Regions from separate parts of the Homo sapiens genome. Here region 1 is linked to region 2. A link is an interaction called in ENCODE POLR2A ChIA-PET data of the cell type or tissue named here. Cell type or tissue: PC-9. All regions are shown on one strand.

What was found. ChIA-PET counts read pairs that join two places held together with the same protein. Peaks named below come from ENCODE experiments on the same cell type or tissue, not always from the same donor. Only the 100,000 strongest peaks of a DNase experiment are listed, where the experiment ranks them.
Region 1: POLR2A ChIA-PET joins it to region 2 with 11 read pairs; 2 of 35 experiments call an interaction of 5 or more read pairs at or near these places.

Annotation. Positions count from the first base shown.
Region 1 is chr22:35,359,031-35,363,030 of GRCh38, forward strand. No RefSeq gene overlaps it. Among named protein-coding and RNA genes, the nearest start is that of HMOX1, 20 kb to the right of the region's middle. In PC-9, no CTCF peak of the experiment used is centred here; no DNase peak of the experiment used is centred here; H3K27ac peaks cover 87 bases.
Region 2 is chr22:36,456,962-36,460,961 of GRCh38, forward strand. No RefSeq gene overlaps it. Among named protein-coding and RNA genes, the nearest start is that of TXN2, 23 kb to the right of the region's middle. In PC-9, no CTCF peak of the experiment used is centred here; no DNase peak of the experiment used is centred here; H3K27ac peaks cover 1,193 bases.

The sequences.
Region 1 (4,000 bases), 1.1 Mb before region 2:
GCCAACATGGCGAAACACTGTCTCTACTAAAAATACAAAAAATTAGCTGGTCATGGTGGTGCGTGCCTGTAGTCCCAGCTACTCAGGAGGCTGAGGCAGGAGAATCACTTGAACCCGGGAGGTGGAGGTTGCAGTGAGCTGAGATCATGCCATTGCACTCCAGCCTGGGTGACAAGAGCGAAACTCCGTCTCAAAAAAAAAAGAAGTGATCAAAATGGTAAATGTTATGTATATTTTACTACAATTAATTTAAAAAACCACACACACACAAGCACCATCTCTCAGGCTTCACAACTTACCAGCTGTGTGGTTTTGAGCAGGTTACTTTTTTAAAAATCTGATTGGCAGTTAAGGCAAACACTTAGGCCCACTCTCTCCTTTGATCCCGATTTGCTTTGGTTCAGCCTCATCTCCCAAGCTCAGAAATTTGGGCTCCATTTTTAGAGCTTCAAATCCTGCCTCTTTTCTCTGTAGAGGCTGTAGCCGCGGTCATCCTCGCTTGCTAGGGGCCTACTGTGTGCTAGGCTCTGAGGATGTACGTAGCGAGAAATGAGTCATAGCCCTTGTCCTCCCAGCCACAGGGAATAGTCAGGGGAAAAGGGGTTAGTTAGTTGGATAGATAGGTAGGTAGGTAGGGAGGTAGTGGAAACCTGCCAGACTCCAGTCTCCATGAACCCCAGCCCAGCTGTGAAACTCCTGAGGACTGGTCCCTGATGTCCTGTGTCCCCAGATGCCCTCATTTAGGTGGGAATGACCACAGCACAGGATGACACTGGTCCCTGAGCTCTTGGCATGAACAGAATGTGTGTGGGGAGCCTGTGACCTAGGAATGTCCACAGCACAGGATGACACTGGTCCCTGAGCTCTTGGCATGAACAGAATGTGTGTGGGGAGCCTGTGACCTGGGAATGTCCACTGACACCGGTGATCATGTGTCCAGGAAGAGGAGGCAGGAATTCTCATCTCTGAGGCTCACTCTGCCCCGGGAATTGCAGAGGAACCAAGCAATCTGGGATCGGAGAACCCAGCTAACCCAGAGCAGTCAAAGTGGTGGCCCCAGGGCCATGTCAGGTCTTGTGGAGGGTGGTTGTTGTTTTTTGTTTTTTTTGTTTTGTTTTGTTTTGTTTTGAGACAGAGTCTCGCTCTGTCACCCAGGCTGGAGTGCAGTGGCCTGATCTCCGCTCACTGCAAGCTCTGCCTCCCGCGTTCACGCCATTCTCCTGCCTCAGCCTCCCGAGTAGCTGAGACTACAGGCGCCCACCACCACGCCTGGCTAGTTTTTTGTATTTTTAGTAGAGACGGGGTTTCACCGTGTTAGCCAGGCTGGTCTCGATCATCTGACCTCGTGATCTGCCCCCCTCAGCCTCCCAAAGTGCTGGGATTACAGCCGTGAGCCACCGTGCCCAGCTCTTTTTTTCTTTTTTTAACTGAGTCTATTGTCAATGTTTAAAAAACTGAACATTTCTTTTTTTTTTTTTTCCTTGAGACAGAGTCTCACGCTGTCACCCAGGCTGGAGTGCAGTGGCACAATCTCGCCTCACTGCAGCCTCTGCCTCCCAGGTTCAAGCAATTCTCCTGCCTCAGCCTCCTGAGTAGCTGGGACGACAGGCACCTGCCATCACGCCCTGCTAATTTTTGTATTTTTAGTAGAGATGGGGTTTTGCCACGTTGGTCAGGCTAGTCTTACACTCCTGACCTCAGGTGATCCGCCTGCCTCGACCTCCCAAAGTGCTGGGATTACAGGCATGAGCCATCGCGCCCGGCCACAAGTGCATTTTTGTTACATGGATATATTGCCTGGGCTTTTAGTTTAACCTTCACCCAAATAACGTAAATTGTACCCTGTAGGTAATTCCTCATCCCTCAATCCCCTCCCACCCAATTATTATTCATTTTTCGAGACAGGGGTCTTGCTTTGTTGTCCAGGCTGGTCTCCAACTCCTGACCTCAAACAATCCTCCTGCCTCAGCCTCCCAAGAAATAGCTGGGATTTCAGGCATGAGCCACCATGCCCAGCTGTGGTTACTGATTTTTCAGCAAGAGTCAGCCCTCTCCTTGAAAAGAGAAGAAGAGTCCCCAGCTGAACACCTGTTGTGTACCACACACTGGGTACACGAAGCTCCTACACCCCTGATCTCAGCTGGCCCTGGTAAGCCGGGATTATTAGTCCCATTTTCCTGATAAAGAAATGGAGATTTTGCAGGGTGAAGAGGTCACAATATGGGTTAAGTACAGAGTCCAGCACCCAGCTCCGTCTGATGCCAAAGGCCAGGGGCTTTCCACCACGCCCCCATGCCACCTTCCCAGGGGATGCCGCCTCGCCAGAAGTCCAGGGCACATTCTGGAATTTCTTCAGAGAGGACCTTGGACCCTCATAGAGATCCTTTCTCACAGCTGCCTGCTGGGGAGCCCTTGAGAAGCAAACACTTCCCAGCATTGGACAGGTGACACAGTGGGTCCACAGACACTGTCACAGGTGGCCCTCATGATGGTCAAGAGCCAATTTTTTGTTTTTTGTGTTTCTTGGGGTTTTTTTTTTTTTTTTTTGAGACGGAGTCTCACTCTGTCACCCACGCTGGAGTGTAATAGCATAATCTTGGCTCTCTGCAACCTCTGCCTCCCAGGTTCAAGTGATTCTCCTGCCTCAGCCTCCCAAGTAGTTGGGACTACAGGTGCATGCCATCACACTTGGCTAATTTTTGTATTTTTAGATCCCGGCACTTTGGGAGGCTGAGGTGGGCAGATCCTCTGAGTGCAGGAGTTGGAGATCACCCTGGCCAACATGGTGAAACTCTGTCTCTACTAAAAATACAAAAATTAGCTGGGCGTGATGGCGGGCACCTGTAATCCCAGCTACTCAGGAGGCTGAGGTAGGAGAATCACATGAACCCCCGAGGCAGAGGCTACTGTGAACTGAGATTGCGCCACTGCACTCCAACCTGGGTGACAGAGCGAGACTCCATTTCAAAAAAAAAAAAAAAGTTATACTTACAATTATTGACAAATAAAAGTGCCCTGGCTCTGCTACCTGCCTCCTTCCCTGTTCCCCAAAGTGAATGGGCAGAGTGAGGTAGTGGAGGTGGGGAAGAGAGGGACAGGCCCAGAGCTTGAACTTGAGCCAAGCCCCACAAAGGAGGAAAGACATGGATATCCCAGGCCTCTCTGAGGAGCACAGGACTCAGGACACTGGGTTATATAACTGCAGGGGCGCCGTCCACACTCGGACCATGTGAATGGGCCCTGGCTGGGCAGTGCAGAGCCTGCATGGTGCTCCAGGTGACAGGTGGCCCAGCAGGGCGGGATGGATCTATCCTAAGGGTACCGTAGCACCCCCTTCCTTGTTATGCAGGTGTGGAAACTGAAGTCAGAGAGAAAGGGGACTTGCCAATGGTGTGAGCGTGAGTGGCAGAGGTGGGACCACAACCCACGTCTCCTGCCCTGCCAATTTCCACTGCGGGGAACAGAAGGGGCTCTGTCCCAGATGGAGTACTCGGCTGAGCCTCTGTTTCCTCCTCTAAATTGGAGCTAATTAAAATTGGCTCTTAGGCTGGGTGCAGGGTGAAGTCATCATGAGACAGGGAGATGAAGAAGCAGTATTCTCATGCTGACATCGTTTCTCTGTGAAGATCTTCTAACTTGGCATAAGCTATTTTGCTGGAATTTGGGATCTGAAAAACATCTTAATTCTTTTTTATTTTATTTTTTATTTTTTGAGATACTCACTGTCTCACACTGTATCTCTGGCTGGAGTGCAGTGGTGCAATCTTGGCTCACTGCAGCCTTGACCTTCCTGAGCCGAGGTGATCCTCCTGCATCAGCCTCCCTAGTAGCTGAGACTACAGGCAGGCACCACCATACCCAGCTAATTTTTGTACTTTTTGTAGAGTCAGGGTTTCACCACATAGCCCAGGCTGATCTCAAACTCCTGGGATCAAGTGATCTGCCTGCCTTGGCCTTCCAAAGTACTGGGATTACAGGCGTGAGCCACTGCATTGAGCCA
Region 2 (4,000 bases):
CAGGCGTGAGCCACTGTGCCCGGCCCAATGTGTATTATTATTATTATTATTATTTTAGCACTGAGAGTTCCACGTCCCAGGAATCTCTTTAGTCTCAGGCAGCCAGGATGGTTGGTCACCCAAGATCAACTTCTAAACGTTAGTCTCTGAGGACCGCCACCTTCCAACCTCCCCTGCACCCGTCCCATTATTCCCAAGTATTTTACTGCGTTCCTGAAGGGGACACAGGCTCTCCAGCCCAGAAGGTCCAACAGATTTTAAAAAGTCACACTCTGATTCCCCAAAAAAGTTAGACTCACAGCACAGTAGGGATGGGGGACAAGGACATTGGAAGGGCATTGAGGCCAGGTGTGGTGGCTCACGCCTGTAATCCCAGCACTTTGGGAGGCTGAGGCGGGTGGATCACTTGAGGTCAGGAGTTCGAGACCAGCCTGGCCAACATGGTGAAACCCCGTCTCTACTAAAAGTACAAAAACAAGCCAGGTGTGGTGGTGCGCACCTGTAGTCCCAGCTACTCGGGAGGCTGAGGCAGGAGAATCGCTTGAACCCGGGAGGCAAATGTTGCAGTGAGCTGAGATCGTGCCACTGCACTCCAGCCTGGGCGACAGAGTGAGACTCTGTCTCAAAAAAGAAAAAAAAGAAGGCCCAGGTAGGAGTTTGCTTCACTTTGACAGGGACTCATGGGCCACTCCTGCACCAGGCCCTGGGCCTGGGACCAGGAACTGAGAGAAGGCTGGCCCCCACCTGTGGGACTCTAGCCAGGTGGGGGAGACAGATGTATAGACACAATGCCAACAGTTTGGTTCCTCGACGGCTGGAGAAGGGAGTGATCGACCAGGGTTTCTGAAGAACCCCCTCCTGACGTGGCCACTCACCAGCTGACCTCAGGCCTGTCCCTTCCTTTGGCTGGCCCTGGACCTTCTCTGTCAACTCAGGCAGTTGGAGCTGGTCCCTGAGGGCCTTCCTGCCCTGAAGTCATGACTTGTGGGGAGCTGAGTTCTGGGAAATGCATCCTCTGGAGAGGCACCAGAGGCCGCGCATGCCTGAGTGAGTGTGGGGGTGCGCCCTGGCCTCACTAGCCAAACACCAACTTCATCTTCCCAGGCTACCCTGGCCCGAGCAGCTCCGGCTCCTTCCCTGCCTGCCTCATCCTCCCAGGCCACTGTCCAGGAAGCTGGCCTCTCTGCCTGTTCCCCACAGCCCCTGGGGGTGGGGCCAGAGTAGGGCAAAAAGGGCCTGGGCCTGGCCCAGCAGAGCCTCTGCCCCTCCTTCGGGGGCTCCTGTTCTTGTGGGCTGAGAGCTGCAGCCCTGCAGCCGGCCTGGCTGTGGCTCAGTGGTCAGGGCCAAGTGCAGAGCAAACACCCTGCCCACTGGGCAGCCATTTCACGGTCATTCCCAGGCTGCATGGGGTCCCCAGTCGGGCAACTAAGTGCAGATGTGAAACAACGAGCTTTCCAAGATCCAGGGATTTGACCCTTGGGAAAGAGACTCCCTAAGGGAACTGCTTCCTGTCACTCCCCAACCACCACTTTGAGAAATAATTTTCTCTCCCTCAACCTCACTGCCAGCCTCAGTCAAGAGCAAACCGAGGACTGGTAGTGGGAGCTCAGGGCCACCTTGGGATTCTCTGCTCTCGCTGCTGGCTGAGCCCAGGCAAGGCCCCTGCCCTCTCTGGGCTTCCATTTCCCTCTCCTGCTCCAAACTTGCTAGCTTCCTTCCCTATCTCAACATCATAGGGACCCTTCGAGATGGGAACTACTAATAGGGGAAATCATATGGGAAACCAGGCTGGGCGCAGTGGCTCACACCTATAATCCCAGTACTTTGGGAGGCCGAGGTGGGAGGATCACCTGAGGTCAGGAGTTCCAGACCAGCCTGACCAACATGGTGAAACCCTGTGTCTACTAAAAATACAAAAATTAGCCGGGCGTGGTGGCAGGTGCCTGTAATCCCAGCTACTCAGGAGGCTGAGAGGTAGGGGAATCACATGAACCTGGGAGGTGGAGGTTGCAGTGAGCTGAGATCCTGCCACTGCACTCCAGCCTGGGTAACAGAGTGAGACTCCATCTCAAAAATAAAATAAAAAATGACCATATCCTTATAGGAACCATTATTTTGAACTCAGAATCTCAGAAAAACCAGGATTTGGGGCCTGGAACTTTCTTTGTCTTATTTTGTTTTGTTTTGGATTTTTTGGGGAGACAGAGTCTTGCTCTGTCACCCAGGCTGGAGTACAGTGGCGCGATCTAGGCTTACTGCAAGCTCCGCCTCCCGGGTTCACGCCATTCTCCTGCCTCAGCCTCCCGCCACCACGCCTGGCTAATTTTTTGTATTTTTAGTAGAGATGGGGTTTCACCGTGTTAGCCAGGATGGTCTCCATCTCCTGACCTCGTGATCTGCTCACCTCGGCCTCCCAAAGTGCTGGGATTACAGGCGTGAGCCACCGTGCCTGGCTGGGGCCCGGAACTTTCTAAGGCAGAGGCGGCAGAGACAAAGAGGTGGCTGGAGGTGGGGCAGTGCCGAGCCAAGTCTCAGGACATCCCTACTGCCGAGCCTCCCCTCCCACAAAGTAAACCGGCAGGTGGGCAGTGCAGGCGGGGCCCAGCTCGGGTTTCACTCCTTCCCCGCTCTCGGGGACAATAAAATGCTCCCTTTGCCCTGGAAATCCCACTTGTATAAAATCCAAAAGAAGAAATAAGCTCTTATGTTCAAACAGGTTTGTTCCAACCTCATTTATAATGGAAAAATATTAACTGAAAAATTCCTTAGTATCCGACAATGGGGGAGAAGTTAACAGTTTGACCGGAGCTGAGTGACATGCAAAAGGGTGTTTGTGGAGTGCAGGGAGCTCCTGCTGTGTGTGTGGGAGGGTGGAGAGGGCATGGGGAGAGGAGCAGGGACCCCAGAGTCAGACTGTCTAGGTTTAAATCCTGTCTGCTCCTTCCTAGCTGTGTGACCTTGAGTCATAACCCAAAGCCCTCTGTACCTCCATGTCCCCCTCCATAAACTGGCACTGGGCTGGGCATGGTGGCTTATGCCTGTAATCCCAGCATTTTGGGAGACCAAGGCAGGTGGATCACCTGAGGTCAGGAGTTAGAGACCAGCCTGGCCAACATGGTGAAACCCCGTCTCTACTAAAAATACAAAAATTAGCCAGGTGTAGTGGCAGGTGCCTGTAGTCCCAGCTACTCAGGAGGCTGAGGCAGGAGAATCGCTTGAACCCAGGAGGCAGAGGTTGCAGTGGGCCGAGATTGTGCCACTGTGCTCCAGCCTGGGTAATAGGTGACAGAGCGAGACTCCGTCTCAAAACAAAACAAAACAAAAAAAAGGAGAGAGAGACTTGGGGGATGTGTGTGCCCAGAGGAAAATCCATGTGAGGACCCAGCAAGAAGGTGGCCACCCGCAAGCCAAGCAGAGAGGCTTCAGGAGAAACCAACCCTGCCAGCACCTTGATTTTGGACTTCCAGCCCCAGAACTGTGAAAAAATAAACATCTGTTGTTTAAACCACCCAGTCTGTGATATTTTGTGATGGCTGGCCTAGCAAACTAATACACATTACTAACACACAATAAGAGAAGCGTTTAATAGGGCGCTTACCACGTAATTGCATTGTGTTCTGACATTACATTTACGATCTCATAACCATGAGGAGGGTCCTGTCCTCCCATTTCAGAGATGAAGGAAACTGAGGCTTGGCTAGTGACGGAGAGGGCTGTGACTGGAGCCAGGACTGTGTGACTCCAAGGCCCCACCAAAGCCTCCTCCTGGGATGGACCATGGACTTTCCTGCCTCTGTGCTGTGCATACGCTCTCCCTTCTGCCTGGAATACCCTTCCCACCACTTGCCTCTCAGGACGAGTCCCAGTCGATTCTTCAAAACTCTTCTTGGCCCGGCAAGGTGGCTCACACCTGTAATCCCAGCACTTTGGAAGGCCAAAGTGGGTGGATCACTTGAGGTTAGGAGTTTGAGACCGGCCTGGCCAACATGGTGAAACCCTG